Regions from separate parts of the Homo sapiens genome. Here region 2 is linked to region 1. Evidence: chromatin loops called from intact Hi-C (ENCODE). Cell type or tissue: CD4-positive, alpha-beta T cell. All regions are shown on one strand. Links, peaks and the distances in the headings refer to the core of each region. The heading gives the core; the rest is flanking DNA. Region 1 holds the start of MRGBP (MRG domain binding protein). Region 2 holds the start of RPS21 (ribosomal protein S21).

Evidence for each region. Hi-C counts contacts between places; a loop is a spot of excess contacts. Peaks named below come from ENCODE experiments on the same cell type or tissue, not always from the same donor. Only the 100,000 strongest peaks of a DNase experiment are listed, where the experiment ranks them.
Region 2: a loop joins it to region 1, with 4 times the contacts of the local background. A loop is called at or near these places in 14 of 110 quality-filtered maps.

The regions. Positions count from the first base shown.
Region 1 is chr20:62,787,694-62,796,541 of GRCh38, forward strand. It overlaps MRGBP (MRG domain binding protein), which reads left to right and starts at 8,780. Exons shown (of 5, transcript NM_018270.6): 1 at 8,780-8,848. The coding sequence starts at 8,831. LOC105372716 (a long non-coding RNA gene) reads right to left here and starts at 6,588. Exons shown (of 4, transcript XR_936986.3): 1 at 5,886-6,588; 2 at 4,209-4,431. RefSeq lists enhancers at 5,405-6,099, 6,336-6,405, 7,377-7,923 and silencers at 6,496-7,085, 8,547-8,848. In CD4-positive, alpha-beta T cell, for the core only: CTCF peaks have their summits at 3,962 (motif pointing left) and 4,166; DNase peaks (open chromatin) are centred at 3,938, 6,678, 7,638, 8,678 and 2 weaker places; H3K4me3 peaks cover 2,653 bases; H3K27ac peaks cover 2,100 bases.
Region 2 is chr20:62,378,824-62,387,894 of GRCh38, forward strand. It overlaps RPS21 (ribosomal protein S21), which reads left to right and starts at 8,280. Exons shown (of 6, transcript NM_001024.4): 1 at 8,280-8,313; 2 at 8,498-8,565; 3 at 8,788-8,851; 4 at 9,020-9,071. The coding sequence starts at 8,516. RPS21-DT (RPS21 divergent transcript) reads right to left here and starts at 8,166. Exons shown (of 1, transcript NR_186459.1): 1 at 7,480-8,166. LOC105372708 (a long non-coding RNA gene) reads right to left here and starts at 4. Exons shown (of 2, transcript XR_936966.4): 1 at 1-4. RefSeq lists enhancers at 2,461-3,141, 4,194-4,373, 7,418-7,467, 7,746-8,437, 8,438-9,071 and silencers at 7,818-7,937, 8,368-8,557. In CD4-positive, alpha-beta T cell, for the core only: a CTCF peak has its summit at 4,066 (motif pointing left); DNase peaks (open chromatin) are centred at 2,567, 4,068 and 8,228; H3K4me3 peaks cover 1,911 bases; H3K27ac peaks cover 939 bases.

The DNA of each region.
Region 1 (8,848 bases), core at 849-8,848:
TGACGATTTAAATATCATCTTTTGAGAAGCCAAGTGCTACGTTTGTGTCCAAGGGCAGGAAATACAATGCCATTCTAAACCCTTCCGTGTAAACCAGACTCTGCGGAGCACTGGCTCTCTGTGCCCTGTTTGTTTCCACTCTCAGCTTTCACCTTTTCTCCATGTCCTTGCGTCCCCGTGGCCTCCTCCTTCCCAGCTGCTGTGGCTCAGGTGCTTCAGGTGCACTGAGCACCCCAGGTCTTGGCAGACACGTTGTCCTCACATGAGAAGATGTGGGCTGCAATTGAGGTTCTTGGTTCCTTGTGAACTTTGTCTTCAAGCATCCAGCGTCATTGATCCAAGCAGCTGTCACTCTGGCTCTGAGTCCTATGGGCACTCAGTTCCTCTCCAGAAGCTCTCAGGCCTTCCCTCCTTCCCTCCAGATTCTGAAATGTTGCCAGAAGGGGAAGCAACACCCTTTGCCTCAAGCCCGCTTGGTACTCGGGAGCCTGGCTCACATCTCTCTGTTCCCTTCCATGTTGTCCTCATGGAGCTGCAGTTGACACCCACTGGGTTGGCCCTTGAAACCCTAGCATCTCCCTCCTAACAGTCAACAGAAAACGCATCCAAAGCCCAGGTGCTGCAGAGCCCAGGTTAGGGGACATGCTGGGGCAGAGGGACTTACTTCAGAAGGACTTTTCTTGCCTATGAAAAGAATTGCTCCTTTTACAAAGAGGACATTGGCTGTTTTCTGTGTTGACCCAAAGAATAATTTCCCTTTGTTGCACAAAAAAAAAAAAGCAGAGCTGGACTTTAGAAGCTGAATGAATGGGGAAAGTTTCCATCTTTTTAAAAAATAAATTCTGCCCCTTGTGAACCCACAGGAACCCGACTGGAGAGCTGAAACCTCTGGGAAGCCAGGCCAGCCTCCGTGGCATTTTTCAAGTGTAATGTCTCCATCCTGGGTGTTTTTAAAGTCGTGATTGTCCCAGGGTTTTGAGGGATCCGCGGAGATGAGAATAGCGGTGTGAAATGATGCGTGACACTCACCACAGACGGCCATGTCAGAGCCTTGTCTGGAACATGCAAGCAGAGGCTGGCTTCATGGACCACAGATGGCCGTGTCAGAGCCTTATCTGGAACATGCAAGCAGAGGCTGGCTCCATGGGCAGAGGCGCTGCTGGCGCCAGGCTCCCCGTCAGCCTGGGCAGGAAGCTCCACGGCCAACATCAGTGAGACTCCAGCCTCTTGGGATCAAGGGCCCAGGCCGGCTAGGAACCTGAGAAGCCTTGTCCTTGCTGCCGGACGTCATCGCCTCTGAGAGCTGGTCTCTTGCTCTAGGCAGGGTCCCTGGGGTGACCCCCCAGCCTGCACCCCAACTGTCTACCACCCTCAGCTATCTGACACCTCTCCTGAAGAAGATGATTCCTGCCATGCCTGCAGAAAACTCCCAGGGGGCCACGGGAAGGGGAGCAAGATGGACAAGACTGGCCCTTCCCAGGCAGGAGAAAGGACAGCTGCCCCTCAAACCCACCATTCAGGGAAGGTGAGGCCAGGTGATGGGCCCTGGGGTAGCGCGGGCTCAGCACATGCCTGGTTCCGCCTGGTTCCTCCACCTGATGTAGGAAACACATTACCCAGTGCTCCTGCGCCTCAGTTTCCCCATCTGCAATGGAGGTAGCAGTGGCTCTACCGGGAGGTTACTATGATGCATAAGTGATGTTGCGCCGTGAAGAGCTGGCACAGCACGGGCAGAGAGTGACCAGGAACACGCTCCCACATCCCGACAGCTTGGTCCTTGTTGTCTGGGCTCCGGCTGAACAGGTCAGGACGAAGGTGCGGCCCCTTGGCTCTCGAAGTCACCATTTGCCGGCTGGACAAAGGTCCTTCCAGCTCAGCCTGTTTTTTTGTTTGTTTGTTTGTTTTAGACAAGGTCTCACTCATGTTGCCTAGGCTGGAGTGCAGCGGTACAATCACAGCTCACTGCAGCCTCGACTTCCCAGGGTCAAGCCATCCTCCCTTCTCAGCTTCCTGAGTAGCTGTGACTACAAGTGTGTGCCACCACACTCAGGAAATTTTTTTTTTTTTTTTTTGGTAGAGATGGAGGGCTCCCTAGGTTGTCCAGGCTGACATCAAACTGCTGGACTCAAGCAGTCTTCCCACCTCGGGCTTCCAGAGTGCTGGGATTACTGTCCCTGGCTGAGCTTGGTTCTTGGTGACAATGGGGCGGTGACTGAGAACTCAAAGGACCACACACCCCATGGCAGGCAGGAAACATGAGGCTCCTCTCCCCCAGCAGATTGGAAAAAGACAATGAGAAGCAGCTCAGCCCGCACCCCCCAGCCCATGTGAGCCAACTTAAAAACAGCTCGAGTGGCAATTGCGTGGCCTCTCCCACTGTGGTGCTCGCACCCACCAGCCCTGGAGAAGTGCTGGGCCCCGCCCCAAAGCGTCTGATGCCGCAGAGCTGTGTGTTGGGTGTGCTGCCCATGTGCACGTGTACACGAGTGTGTGTGTGTATATATGTGTCATACACATGCATGTGTGTGCACCTGGGTGTGCATGTGTGTGTCCATGTACGTGTGTTGTGTACATGTGTGCACGTGTGTGTGCATGTGTCGTACCTGTGTTGTACATGTGTTGTACCATGGCAGGCAGTACAGGTGTGTGTGTATATGTATACACACATGTGCACATGTGGGAAGAATACCTATTTCTGACAAGTCTCCGGGTGAGGCTGAGTCTGCCGTTGCAGGGCCCGCATTCTGAGCACCCTGGGTCTATCAGAACTCAAGCCCTCCTCCTCCTCCTACTGTCCCATCCCACAGAGGATAAGAGGTGTGCATGTGGACGGGGGTTCCAGGACAGCATGGCTTCTCACAGCAGAAACACGCAGCAGAATCTGTCCATCAAGGCAGGCGTGGTGAAATCAGTTAGGCACCCTTACCTAGGAATCCTCTGCGCCCACAAAAGCAGTACCTGGAGAGCCAGGTCCTGGGTCTCCCCTGGGCTATCATGGCCTGCCTCTCTCCCTCCCTCTACAGACCCTAAGGAGCACCCGGCAGGGAGAGCACCGCCCACCCTGCCCCTCAGTCATGCAGCTCACATCGGGCAGAGGTGACGCTGTGGACCTGGGTGGGCCCCACGTTTCAAGTCAAATCAAGCTGCTGACCAGGAGGTAATTCAGGCAAAAGGAGCAGAATCATCAGATAAAAGGTAGGATGCCCAGTTATATTTGAATTTCAGATAATTCAAATTTGATTCAAATTTGATAATTAAAATGTGAATGATTTTATAGTATAAGTATGTCCCGAATATATACATGGATTATATTACATTATGCTATGTTATATCATATTATTTTATTAGGAAGGTGGTGACCACTGCTAACCAGAAGGTGCCTGTCTCCCAGCCTCATGGGAACACGTGGTTCTTGGTCATGAGAGCTGGGTACAGTGGAAGGGATGTTTAGAAGGCTTTGGTCAAACATATATATATATATATATATATATATATATATATATATATTTGGGGCATACTTACACTACAAAATTATTCAATGTTTTTCTGAAATTCAAATTTACCTGGGCATCCTGTATTTTTATGTTAAATCTGGCAACCCCTGAAAAGAGCCAAAACCCCCTCAGGCGGTCGAGAGTGCGGCAGCCAAGCCAGCACGCTGCAGCTCCCTCCTTCTCGGGGCCGTGGCCTGGCCCTGCAGGGGACATCGTGGGAACAATAATTGTCCAAGTCTAGTGCTGGGGGCATCATGGGCGCTGCCCCAGAGCCACAACCAGCCCGCCTTTCAGTCAGCATGGTGAGTCTTCCGATGCCCCATGTGAAGAATTGAACTTCTTTTCTGAAAGCTGAGAGTGGCCCCCTCGTGGTGGGCAGGTTCCCAGGGAACGGAAACGCCTTCCCTTGGTTCCCTCCAGCAGAGTTCAGACAGGAGCCAAGATCTGGGTCCAAACAGTGGGTGGAAAACGCCCCCTAGAGGTGTGATGTGTTGGCTGCAAGCCTGGTGGCTGGGCCTGGGGACACCCTCACCAGGTTGCCTTCAATGGGGGGTTCCCCTGAAGCCCAACTTTTAATTTTCTGCAACCACAGGCTACTTTGGTCAGAAGGGAAATAATTAGATCAGAACCTTAATAGCGTTAATTTCCCCCAAATAGGAAGAAAGCAAAGGGAGGGGACATGAGAGCTGTTAATTAGGTGACGACCTCTCCTACCTGCTGTGTTGGAAAAGCGGCTCTATGGAAGACATAGCATCCAGGGCAGGAAGAGGCAGGCTCGGTGGTGTTGGGTTGGAAAGCCCCCGCCTCGTCCGGCGGCCATGCAGTCCCCAGCACCTCTGAGTCCACTCAGCCCAGGGAAGAGGACAACAGAGCTGTGCTCAGTGTCCAGCTGTCTGGATGAGGCCCAGGGAGATGGCCTGTGGTGGAGCAGGAGGACCTGGGGAAACAAAACCCACAGTGGCTGCCCAGCTGCAAAGGCTGCGTTCTTTCTACAGTGTCTGGGGTCTCAGGTATGAGTGGCAGAGGGAGCAGTCCCATCAGCCATGTCAGCCTCGTTGCAATGGAATTCCACTTCTGTCCCAGACACTCAGCCAGACAGGAGGAAACTGTGACCACAGGCATGTGGACACGCAAGGGTATGTTTGAGCAAAGCCTTCTAAACATCCCTTCCATTGCACCCGACTCTCATGACCAAGAACCAGGTGTCCCCATGGGGCTGGGAGATGGGCACCCTCTGGTTAGCAGTGGTCACCCCCTTCCAGAGATGACATCAGCTCCCCAGGCAAGAAACTCCACTTAGAACCCAGAGCCGATCTGAGGAATGATTCATGCAGCTAGACTTATACAAGACTGATCTATAAGCTGGAAGGCTTGTATGTTCACTGACCATGGGAAAGCCTTTCCAGGGCCTGAGCGTTTCCCACTTGGGATCCAAGTCCTCTGTTCCTGGGATCAAGATATTTGGGAAGCCACATCCATCTTTTGAAGGAAATTTGAGCAACAGGGATCAAAGAGTGAGGATCATTCATTCCATCCCCGTAAGGGAGGGAATGGGTCAGTAGGTTGTGTAGCCAGTCCACAAATGGTCACTGTCCACCTGCTGTGTGTTGGCCTTGCCTGAGAGGTGGGGGACAGTGGTGCCACGCCATTCCCAGCCCTGGCCCCCTGGAGCCAGCTGATAGCCTGGCAGGGGAGGCACACGTTGAACAAATTATCATCCGTGATTCACAATGACAAGTGTGCAAAGTGTATCCCACAAAGCACTTATTGAGTGAGAAACACAGGTGTGTGGCCACAGAGACCAAATGGGACCCTCACAGCTGGGGCGGTGACCTTGGAGCTGAGAGTGAAGGCTGCGCAGGAGAGAGACAGGCAAAGGGGTGGGGGCAGGCATTTGCACCCCAGGGGGCTGCAGGGTGATTTGCAAGGGGAGCCCAGGTGAGGGTCCACAGGGACTAGAGCAGGCCAAGAAGGGAGGTTGGTCAGGGGTCGGCTGGAGCCAGGCTTCTGAGGGTTGATTCCCGGCTCTGCCCTCAACCCAGGCAGTTCCCCACTCTACTCATCTCTGACTCCTCCCCTCAAAGCAGGCGTGACAGCGGCACCTGCCTCAGAAAGGAGGGGGCGTGTGGGGAAAGCAGGTATTTCATGACGACCGCCCAGCATAGAGCCCTGGAGACAGTACCCCTGCCCAGGTTCCCACTGGAGCAGGCAGACAGCCCCGGCTGGGATGAGCCAAGCGTGTGTCTCCATGTGGACCCGGCCCAATGTGGGGCTCAGCACCCTCGGGTCTCCTGGTCCGGGCTCCTGTCTCACGCTTTTATGCCATCTTTTCTCAATAGGCACAGGGGACCCCCAAGGGAGGAGGCGCTCCAGACTGAAGGAGGAGAGTACCTGGCAGGGACGGGTGGAGAGGCGCAGGGACCCCAAGGTGTCCAGGGAACAGTAAGGAGATGAGTAACGGTGAGGGTCCCGTCTCCCGAGCGTATCTGTGCTAAGGGGCTGTGGGCTGGGCTTCATTCCTCTTTAGAGCAAGGCTGAGGCCAGGGCCACCTAGGGGCCAGGGTAGAAGACGTACCACGTGACAGCAGTGGCCTAGACCCCTCACGAAGTCTCACTGGGCCATATCTCCACCAGGGCATGGCAGGGACCGGTATCACCAGCGGCCCCCTGCACAGATGGGGAAGCTGAGGCCCAGGTCCCAGTCAGCCAAGCCAGCTCTTGGACCACTCAGCGGTCCCAGCAGGTGAGGCTGACCAGAGCCTGCCTGGGCTAAGAGGCTGCGTTCACCAGTGCCAGCTGTGGTTGGTCACCAGGATGCCTGAGCGCGCTGGCACAGGCCCAGGGCACCCTGCAGAGCAACCAACCCTCACCGAGATCCCCAGGGAAGGGGCTGTTGTTGGCCCATTGTACGGAGGAGGGCACTGAACCCTCAAGAGGCTCAGGGCCTCGCCCGGTCACACAGCTGGAAGGCGCCAGAGCCAGGAAAGGGACCCGGAAGCCCGACCCGGAGCCTACACCCGCAGAGGCGAAAACATCTGCGTAGCGGCTCCCTGGCCAGTGGGCCGTGGTGGGCGTGGCCGAGAGGGAATGGGGCGGAGAGAAGCCCGTGAGGGCAGGGCGGAGGCGGAGGCGGAGGCAGAGGCGGAGCGGGCGGAGCCGGAGGCCGCGGCGGCCTTGATTGGAGGCCGCCTTAAGCTCGTCATGGATGCGTTTTGACCTGGCGGCCCCGCCCCTGACCCGCCCCCGAGCCGCCCTCCCGAGCGCTTCCCCGCCCGGCCCCAGCCTAGGCCCCGCCCTGATCTCGCCCCCTCTTCACCGTCCGGCCCCGGCCCCGCCCCGCGGTGGGGCCTCCGCAGCGACCCGCGGTTAACGCTTCCCCAGAGCTTGGGCTGCGCGGCGGCCGGGAGTCGGAGGCAGGCGGTCAAGGCCGGCAGGGCCGGACCCCCTACTTGCCCTTTCTCCCAGCAGGCGCTGGACTCTGGGGGCGGGCGTGAGCCCCTCCGTCCCGCACCCAGACCCGGGCAGCGAGCCCTATGCCTGCAGTAATTGTGGGGTTTCTGGTTTTGTTTTTTCCTTAACATCTTTATTGAGACCGTTAAGTTCACCCGCTTAAAGCGCACGATTCGGTGGGGTTTTGTTGCGAGCAACCGTGGCCACTATCTAATTCCAGAGCATTTCACCTCCTTAAAATGAAGCTGGGCCCGGCCGGGCGCGGTGGCTCAAGCCTGTAATCCCAGCACTTTGAGAGGCCGAGGAGGAAGGATCACCTGAGGTCAAGAGTTCGAGACCAGCCTGGCCAACATAGTGAAACCGCGTCTCTACTAAAAATACAAAAATTAGCCGGCCGTGGTGAGCGCCTGTAGTCCCAGCTACCCGGGAGTCTGAGGCAGTAGAATCGCTTGAACCCAAGAGGCAGAGGTTGCAGTGAGGCGAGATCGTGCCATTGCACCCCAGCCCGGGCAACAGAGCGAGACTCTGCCTCAAAAACAAACAAAAAAGAAGCCGGTCCCCATCCGCAGTGACTCGCGTTTCCCTCCCCCTCCCCCGTCCCCGGCAACCGTGCATCTACTTTCTATTCCTATGGAGTTGCCAGTTCTGGCTCTTCCTGTGAATGGATTCCCATGCTGTGTATTTTCGTGTCTGAATTCTCTGACTTTCGTCTCAGCCCGCACCCACGCTGCCGCAGTCCGCGCTCGCTGCTTTTAGGCTGAACGCGGCTGCGCCGTGCGGGTGCCCGCGCTCCGGGCGCCCCTCGCAGGTTCAGCCCCGGGTTGGGGGCGGCGCTTGCCTCGCGGCTGCGGGTCCCAGCCTGAACCTGTGTCTTGTTCCACTGCCGCGGGCGCCCGCCACGGAGCTGCTGCTTCCTAGGGAGACGGTTCCATCGTTGAAGGAACGGCCAGACTGTCTTTCGCAGCAGCGGCCCATCTGACCGCACAGCACGACCGCACGAGGGTCCCGAGCCCTGACCCTCGCAGCACTCGTCACCCCGGCCGCGTGGTTGTGGCGGTCTCGGCGGGGCAGGGGGTCCCCACGCGGGCTGATTCTAGTTTCGCGTGACCGATGGTGCTCATTAGCCATATCTGTACATCTTTTTTTTTTTTTCGAGTCGGAGTTTCGCTCTTGTTGCCCAGGCTGGATTGCAATGGCGCGATCTCGGCTCACTGCCTCCCGGGTTCAAGCGATTCTCCTGCCTCAGCCTCCCGAGTAACTGGGATTACAGGCGCCCGCCACTACGCCCGGCTACTTTTTTTGTATTTTTAGTAGAGACGGGGTTATACGATGTTGGCCAGGCTTGTCTCGAACTCCTGACCTCAGGTGATCCGCCCGCCTCGGCCCCCCAAAGTGCTGGGATTACAGGCGTGAGCCACCGCGCCCGGCCCATCTGTACATCTTCTTTGGAAAAATGTGTATCCAAATCCTTAGCCGTTTTATAGTTAGATTGTCTTTTTATTATCGAGTTATAAGAATTATTTATACCTTCTACAAGGAAGTTCATTATCAGATATAGGATTTGCAAATATTTTCTCTCATCTGTGGGTCGTCTTTTCACTTTTCTGATGGTTTCCTTTGAAGCACAGACTTTTTTGTTTGGGTGCAGTGTATTTCTTACTGTGCTTTAAAGAGGAACACGTTTTAAGAACCCCCGCGCGGGGCGGAGCAGGGCGGAGTCCCCGGCGGGAAGGGACCCGAGACCTCGGCTGCGCCTGCGCCGACGCCGGCGCGTGAGCCCGAGCGCGTACCCGGCGGAGCGCGCGCCCGCCCCCGAGTGCGCCTGCGCGGAGCTCGTGGCCGCGCCTGCTCCCGCCGGGGGCTCCTTGCTCGGCCGGGCCGCGGCCATGGGAGAGGCCGAGGTG
Region 2 (9,071 bases), core at 837-8,836, 410 kb before region 1:
CACTGGGGAACTTGTTCCATGGAGCCCTGCATCCGGCCGGCCACTCCCTTCCCATGCCTGCTTGCTGGCTTAGACATTCTGCACATTTCCCAGAGGGCAGGAGGAGCTAGGCCCCGAGAGCCAGTCCCAGGCCCCTTCCTGGACACATAGGCAGACAGAGGTGGCTAATTTTCTTTTTCTTTTCTTTTCTTTTTTTTTTTTTGAGACGAGTCTCACTCTGTCGCCCAGGCTGGAGTGCAGTGGTGCGATCTCCACTCACTGCAAGCTCCGCCTCCTGGGTTCCCACCATTCTCCTGCCTCAGCCTCCCGAGTAGCTGGGACTACAGGCGCTCACCACCACGCCCGGCTAATTTTTTGTATTTTTAGTAGAGACGGGGTTTCACAATGTTAGCCAGGATGCTCTTGATCTCCTGACCTCGTGATCCGCCCCCGTCAGCCTCCCAAAGTGCTGGGACTACAGGCGTGAGCCACCGCGCCCGGCTAATTTTTTGTATTTTTAGTAGAGACGGGGTTTCACCGTGTTAGCCAGGATGGTCTCGATCTCCTGACCTCATGATCTGCCCCCGTTGGCCTCCCAAAGTGCTGGGATGACAGGCGTGAGCTACCGCGCCCAGCCAGAGGTGGCCCATTTTCAGTAGGAAAACAGCAGCAAAAGTAAAAGTTAGTTTTTCTCTGTGTCTGCAGGTGCACCCCGTGTGGACGCGACACTGCCTTTGCATAGTGCACCCCTCACGGTGTCCCTGGCAGTCCCTTTCCCTGTGGATCCTCCCCTCCACCCACGGTGAAGGAGGAACGGTCCTGCCTCCAAATGGGAAAACTGAGGCTCAGGGAGGAGAAGGGCCGGGTGTGTGTGGAGGTGGCACCAGAAACAGGCCTGATTCCCAGGTCTCTGCCTTAATTACGGTGCTGCCCTGGCTCCGGAATGCTGGGGCCTGGGGTCAGAAGTTGGCCTGGAGGCCGGGTGCGGTGGCTCACGCCTGTAATCCCAGCACTTTGGGAGGCCGAGGTGGGCGGACCACCTGAGGTCGGGAGTTCGAGACCAGCCTGACCAACATGGAGAAACCCCATCTCTACTAAAAAAAAAAAAAATACAAAATTAGCCAGGCGTGGTGGCACATGCCTGTAATCCCAGCTACTAGGGAGGCTGAGGCAGAAGAATCGCTTGAACCCGGGAGGCGGAGGTTGCGGTGAGCCAAGATCGCGCCATTGCTCTCCAGCCTGGGCAACAAGAGCAAAACTCCAGCTAAAAAAAAAAAAAAAAAAAAATTGGCTAGGCATGGTGGCGGGTGCCTGTAGTCCCAGCTACTCGAGAGGCTGAGACAGGAGAATGATGTGAACCAGGGAGGTGGAGCTTGCAGTGAGCCGAGATCACGCCACTGCACTCCAGCCTGGGGGACAGAGCGAGACTTCGTCTTAAAAAAAAAAAAGCCGGGTGTGGTGGCTTATGCGTGGTGGCTCATGCCTGTGATCCTGGCACTTTGGGAGGCCGAGGCGGGCGGATCACGAGGTCAGGAGATCGAGACCATCCTGGCTAACATGGTGAAACTCTGTCACTACTAAAAATACAAAAAATTAGCTGGGCGTGGTGGCGGGCACCTGTAGTCCCAGGTACTTGGGAGGCTGAGGCAGGAGAATGACGTGAACCAGGGAGGCGGAGCTTGCAGTGAGCTGAGATCGTGCCACTGCACTCCAGCCTGGGGGACAGAGCGAGACTCTGTCTCAAAAAAAAAAGAAGTTGGCCTGGAGCCGAGACTGGGGATCCGTCTATGCTGGGGTCAGAGGTCAGCTTGGGCCCAGGTCAGGATACAGGCCCACAGGTCCCGGGTGGGGACAGACCCCAGTCTCTGCCCCAGGTGGGCCTGGTCCTGGAGGCAGAGTGGGCCTTGCTTCTGGTCTCCCCTTCAGCTTCCTTTCTTTGAACCAGTTTGGCTGAGCTGGCCTGGCGCCTGGCCAGCGTGGGAGCCCTTGGTGTGTCCACTGGGATGGAAGTGCCTCTTTTCCTGTCATTTGGCTCAGATTTCAGCCAGCCCCCAGGAGGTGTGGGGAGAGGACTTCTCCGGGTCTCCCTGCTGGGTCAGCCTGTACTCCAGGGAGACTCACGGTGGGACCCAGTACCCAGTGCCCAGGCCCGGCCAGCCCAGCCCCTCTGCCTGTCTTCACCATGTCCTGGAAAGGGGCATGAGGAGCCTCTGGGGAGGGGGGTGGGGAAGGTACCCTGGACCCCCAGGCTCTGACCCAGTGCCTGCCGTGACCACAGGGGTGGGACCTTCAGGATCTGGGCACTTTCTCATAGGTAGGTTCTCCCTCAATGTAAAAATTCTAAAGTCTCATCAAGTAAAATAAATTCAAAAAACAAAATAGTAAAGTGAGTTAAAGTAAAACTGAATGGCACGAAATGGAAAGATGCGCTGGCCCAACACTCCCAGGGTCCCTGTGACAAATGCCGTGACAGTCTCCAGGGCTCCCGGGCAGCTGGGCCTCCCCCTCACGTTGGTGACCTCACTTAAGCCTCTGCAAACCTGGGGCGGGGCTGTTACTGCCTCTGTCTCTCCAAGACGAGAGGATGTCGAGTCATGGCTTAGGAGGCAGTGCCCCAGGAATCCCCTGACAGCTCATGGCCAGGTCCGTGTTCTCCCCACACCCCATAAGTCCCACTCTGAGGCTGGCTATCGTAGCCTTCACCCAAGAGCGGGTTCTATCTGGGGCAGGAGTGGGGGCTGGTGGCTGTAGCTCAGTGTCGGGCTCGCTGCAGGAGAAGGCCCATCCCACGGCCCTGACCTGCCACTCACCCGGACACCCACCTCCCTGGCCTGGAAGGAGGATTTCCTTGTTCTGGGCTTGTTCCCTTCTACACACAATGCATTTGGGGCTGGCCTGGGCCCTGCTTGGCCCAGAAACAGCTGCTCTGGGAAGGAGGAGGGAGGCTCTTCTCCCAGCCCGCACCACAGCATGTCTGAGAACATGTTTACCTGCCTGTGAGGTGAGCCTGAAGGAGGGGCTGGAGAGCAGAGCCAGGGCTGTTGTGCACAGATACCTGCCCAGGCATCCTGAATAGGGGCCCGTGTGAGATTGGGGTGGCTATAGTGTGGCCTCCTGAGTCAACAGCCCCAAATCCAGACCTAGTCTTGTGATCTTGGGCATAATAACGATGACAATGATGGTGGTGACGATGGTGGTTATGATGATGATGGTGACAATGACAATGTTGATAATGGTGATGATGGTGATGATGGTGACAGTGTGTTGGTGGTGATGGTGGTTGTGATGGTGACGATGATGGTGGATATGACGGTGATAGTGAAGATGATGGTGAAGATGATGATGATGGTGATGACAATGGTGGTGACGATGATACTGACAGTGATGATGGTGATAGACAATCATGACAATAATGATAGTGATGATGATGGTGGTGATGATAGTGGTGATGGTGATGATGGTGGTGGTGATGATAGTGATAGTGATGGCGATGGTGGTGATGGTGACAATGATGGTAGTAGCAATGATGATGGTGATGATGGTGAGTGTTAGTATGCTGGGTGCCACACCTTTTTCTGAGCACTGGACAGGCATTGGTTTGTTGAAAGCAGCCAACTGCAGCACGGCTGGGTGGCTCCATGACAGTCGCTTTACTTTACAGCTAGAGGGAGAAGCAGCTAAGGAATTTGTGCCAGGTCACACTGCTAAAGAGGCACAAACCTGGGGTGACACTGGCAGTCAAAGTTATATATAGCAATTGCGGGGCAGAAGCAGGTGTGAGTGTGCTCTCAGGTGGATGCAGGGGCACTCAGAGACCCTGACTGGGATCACCCTGCAAAGGCAGCAACTGCTCTGAGCCGCTGGGGGCTGCTCTAGGATTCTGCAAAAAAGGCTCAGGCCGACGGTGTCTTCGAGTGCTAGGTCCTCCTGCCTCCTCAATCCCTCCTTCACACCTGCCCTCTGGCCCTTTCCCACGAGACCCACTGGAGGCCCAGTAAACAACTTACTGTACAGACAGCGGGTGGAGGGATGGAGGGGAGGGGCTCAGCTCCCTTCAGCCAGCCCCGTCCCTGCTCCAGCACTGCTCTCAGACACCACCTAGTGGCTTCTGGGGACAGTGCTGGTGGCCCCAAGCCTCCTGACAGGTAAGCAGTGCCACCTCCTCTGCAGGCCCCTGGAGGCTCTCCTGATGGAGCGACCCAGACGGCTTCCCTCGGGAGGACACTCCCCTCTCTGTTTTGGGGGTCTGCGATTTTGTACAGAAGGTTTTCTTAAAGAAGTGCTCATCCAGATTTCGTGGGCTCAGGAGATTTAGGTTGCAGAGGTTTCCCTTGAAGAACTCAGCCTTGGAGACCCGGCGCCCAGAGAGCGGACTTCAAGCTTTGTGTGAGTGAGTGCGTCCTAGAGTCTTGCCAAATAGCACCTATAGTCTCTGTAAAATTTTTGAGCTATAATTGATGCAAAATAAAATCCACTTTTTAAAGGATACAATTTGACGTTTTGACTTTTTTTTTTAAGACAGAGTCTTGCTCTGTCGCCCAGGCTGGAGTGCAGTGGCGTGATCTGAGCTCACTGCAAACCTCCGCCTCCCAGGTTCACGCCATTCTCCTGCCTCAGCCTCCTGAGTAGCTGGGACTACAGGAGCCCGCCACCATGCCCGGCTAATTTTTTGTATTTTTAGTAGAGACGGGGTTTCACCATGTTAGCCAGGATGATCTCGATCTCCTGACCTTGTGATCCACCTGCCTTGGCCTCCCAAAGTGCTGGGATTACAGGCATGAGCCACCGCACCTGGCCAATGTTTTGACTTTTATATGCAACTGTGAAACCATTGCCATCATCAAGACAGCATATACCTCCCATCACTCCCCGCGTTTCCTGTGTGTGTCTGTAATCCCATCATCAAGACAGCATATACCTCCCATCACTCCCTGCGTTTCCTGTGTGCGTCTGTAATCCCACTTGCTCACCACCCCACCCCAGGCAACCACCAACATGATTCCTGTCAGTTTTGATTGGTTTGCATTTTCTAGAGTTTATACAAATAAAATCACACAGTATGCTGTCTTTCGAGGGGGACGTACCATTATTTATCCATCTGCCTGTTGGTGTATGTGTGGATTGTTTCCATTTTTGGCTATGACACATAAAGCCTCGATGAACATTTCAGTACCAGTCTCCGAATGGACATATGTTTTCTTTCCTTTTTTTTTTTTTTTTTGAGACGGAGTCTCGCTCTGTCGCCCGGGCTAGAGTGCAGTGGCGAGATCTCGGCTCACTGCAACCTCTGCCCAACGGGTTCAAGTGATTCTCCTGCCTCAGCCTCTCCAGTAGCTGGGATTACAGGCGTGCACCATCAGGCCCAGCTAATTTTTGTATTTTTAGTACAGACAGGGTTTTGCCATGTTGGCCAGGTTGGTCTCCAACTCCTGACCTCAGGTGACCCACCCGCCTTGGCTTCCCAAAGTGCTGGGATTACAGGAGTGAGCCACTGCACCCAGCCTGGATACAGGTCTTTTATCAGATACAGGTTTTGAAAATATTTTCTGCCAGTCTGTGGCTTTCTTTCTTTCCTTCCTTTCTCTCTCTTTTTTTTTCTGGGTCTCCTGTCACCCAGGCTGGAGTTCTGTGGCATGATCATGGCTCATTGTAGCCTCCACCTCCTGGCTCAACTGATCCTCCCACCTCGGCCTCCTGAGCATCTGAGACTACAGACACACACCACTACATCCGGCCAATTTTTAAATTTTTTTGTAGAGGGGTTTCACCATGTTGCCCAGGCTGGCTGGCCTCAGACTCCTGAGGTCAAGCAATTGCCTGCCTCAGCCTCCCACAGTGCTAGGGTTACAGGCATGAGCCATCACTCCTGGCCTCTAATCTGCTTTTTTTGATGTGTCTTTGTCTGATTTGGGTATCAGGATAATACCGGCCTCATAAAATGATTGGAAGCATTCCCTCCTCCTCTATTTTTTGGAATAGTTTCAGTAGGATTGGTATTAGTTCTTTAAAAAATGTTTGGTAGGCCAGGTGTAGTGGCTCACGCCTGTAATCCCAGCACTTTGGGAGGCCAAGGCGGGCAGATCACGAGGTCAGGAGTTAAAGACCAGCCTGGCCAACATGGTGAAACCCCATCTCTACTAAAAATACAAAAATTAGCCAGGCGTGGTAGCAGACCCCTGTAATCCCAGCTACTCTGGAGGCTGAGGCAGGAGAATCGCTTGAACCTGGGAGGTGGAGGTTGCAGTGAGCCAAGACCGCACCACTGCACTCCAGCCTGGGAGACAGAGCAAGACTCCGTCTCAAACAAACAAACAAACAAACAAACAAACAAACAAAAACTAAGAATAGAGCTGCCATAAATAAAGCAATCCCACTGCTGGGCATATACCCAAAAGAAAGGAAATCAGTATATGAAAGAGATACCTGGCCGGGTGTGGTGGCTCATGCCTGTAGTCCCAGCTACTGAGGAGGCTGAGGCAGGAGAATCACTTGAACTCTGGGGGCAGAAGTTGCAGTGAGCCGAGATCGCACCACTGCACTCCAGCCTGGGTGACAGAGCGAGACTTTGTCTCAAAAAAAAAAGAAAGAAAGGAAGAGATACATGTGCTACGATGTTTATCACAGCACTATTATTTGTGGGAGCTAAAAATTAAAACAATTGAATTTGTGGAGACAGACAGTAGAAAGATGGTTACCAGAGGCTGGGAAGGGTAGAACAGTGGGAGGAGGGGGGCAAATGGGGATGGTTAATGGGTATAAAAAGACAGAAAGAATAAGACCTAGTGTTTGATAGCACAACAGGGTGTCTACAGTCAATAATGATTTAATTGCACATTTTAAAATGACTAAAAGAGTATAGTATTGGATTATTTGTAACGCAAAGGATAAATGCTTGAGGTGATGGATGCTCCATATACCCCATGTGATTACTACGCACTGCATGCCGGTATGAAAATATCTCATGTGCCCCATAAATGTACACACCCACTATGTACCCAAAAAATTAAACATAAAAAAACTTTTTTTTTTTGAGACGCAGTCTTGCTCTGTCGCCCAGGCTGGAGTGCAGTGGCGGGATCTCAGCTCACTACAAGCTCCGCCTCCCGGGTTCACGCCATTCTCCTGCCTCAGCCTTCCGAGTAGCTGGGACTACAGGCGCCTGCCACCACGCCCAGCTAATTTTTTGTATTTTTAGTAGAGATGGGGTTTCACCATGTTGGCCAGACGGGTCTCGAACTCCTGACCTCAGGTGATCCACCCACCTCCGCCCAAAGCGCTGGGATTACAGGCCTGAGCCACCGCACCTGGCCACTGAGTCTTAAGTTTTCTGAGGCTAGTTCTACATCCTAGGATCATGTCCCCCGCCCAGAGAAGACCCCAACATAGGCCGCGCTGCTCCCTCCGTCTACCGGTTTGGAGCTTCTCCTGGCAACAGGGTTCAGGCTACTAACAAGGCCTTCCTCAAGACCCCACCCATAACCAACGACCATACTTCGTGGGTCCATCTTTGTAACATCTTTACTTCCTTGGAGCAAATTCCCAGGAATGGGTTTTCGGGGTCCAAGGGTATGCACCTCTAGCACTACGACAAACGCGGCCAACACGCTTCAGGGAAACGGTGCCCCAGTTTGCATTCTGCTTCCCCTGCCCTGCCCTGGGGGTCTGACTGGTGAAACATGGGATGGCAGAGTGGTCGGGTGTTTCAGATTCCACGGTGGGCCGGGGTCTTTTCCTACCCTCGGGAGCCGTCTGAATTTCTCCTCTGCCGAGTTCCTGCGGGTGTCCTTCGCCCACCGGCCCGGGGGAGTGAGTAGCAGGCACCAGGTGAGCAGGCCTCCGCTCGCAGCGGCTACGTGCACGGGCAGGAGCACCGCCCCACGCCCCAGGTGGCCGCAGGGTGAGGGGACCGGAGGGCGGGAGGCGCACAATGGGGGGCACGCCCGTATCTCTAGCCCGGCCGGCAGCGGGCAGCGAGGCTCAGTCCTCGCCCCTTCTCCCAGCTGCTATTCGGGGCTCCCGAGGCGCTCAGAGGGGTCGACTGCGTCCGTGGGGCACAACCCAGGGGCCAGGCTAAGACGCCACACACGGCAACGACCCTCAACGACAACGACCCCCACGACGCCCCGCGCCCCAGGGCCAGCAGGCTGGGGTCCGAGAACCTCCTTGCCGGAAGCGGAAGTGCGTCACGGCGACGGCCGGCAAGCACGCACCGCGCAGACTCGCTGTGGTGGCGTGACCCGGAAGCGCTCGCCGAGGCCCCTCCTTGCCCGCCGATATCTCTGCCGGGTGACTAGCTGCTTCCTTTCTCTCTCGCGCGCGGTGTGGTGGCAGCAGGTGTGGCGCGCGGCGCGGGCTTCGGGCTCAGGGCTGGGGCTGGGGCGGGAGTGGGGGCTTGGACGCGGGGGACGGGGTGCGGGGTGCTGGGTGCGGCTGGGGCCGTGACCCTAGGGGCCGGTTTGCGCCGGGAGCCGGGGCACGGTTCCGGCCGTACTCACGGCGCCGCGCGGTGACTCCCCAGGCGCAGCCCAGCCTCGAAATGCAGAACGACGCCGGCGAGTTCGTGGACCTGTACGTGCCGCGGAAATGGTAAGCGCCCCCCACATGCCTCTCTTCCGTCCTTACCTAACCACCACGTCCCCTCGCCTGCCCTTGTTCCCCCACACCCCTCCCGTCCTTACCTCGTCACGTCCCTAACTTGTCCTGCCCCCGACGTTACTCTTTTCCATTCATATACCCCCAACCTCCCTCGTCCCCTCTTTCATTCTTACCGCCCAAGTCCCCTCTGCTCACTGCGCCCTTTCTCCACAGCTCCGCTAGCAATCGCATCATCGGTGCCAAGGACCACGCATCCATCCAGATGAACGTGGCCGAGGTGAGCTGGGAGCCCGGGAGGCGGGAAGGTTGTGATATATGTGCGGGAAAGGCAGGCTGTCCCATTGTGGAGGAGCCCCTGGGGTGAAGGTACAGGCAGAGGCTGGCTTTGAGGATTGGTGTTTCCCAAACCTGGGGGAGTGGTTTGTGACCCTTCTTCTCTTTCTAGGTTGACAAGGTCACAGGCAGGTTTAATGGCCAGTTTAAAACTTATGCTATCT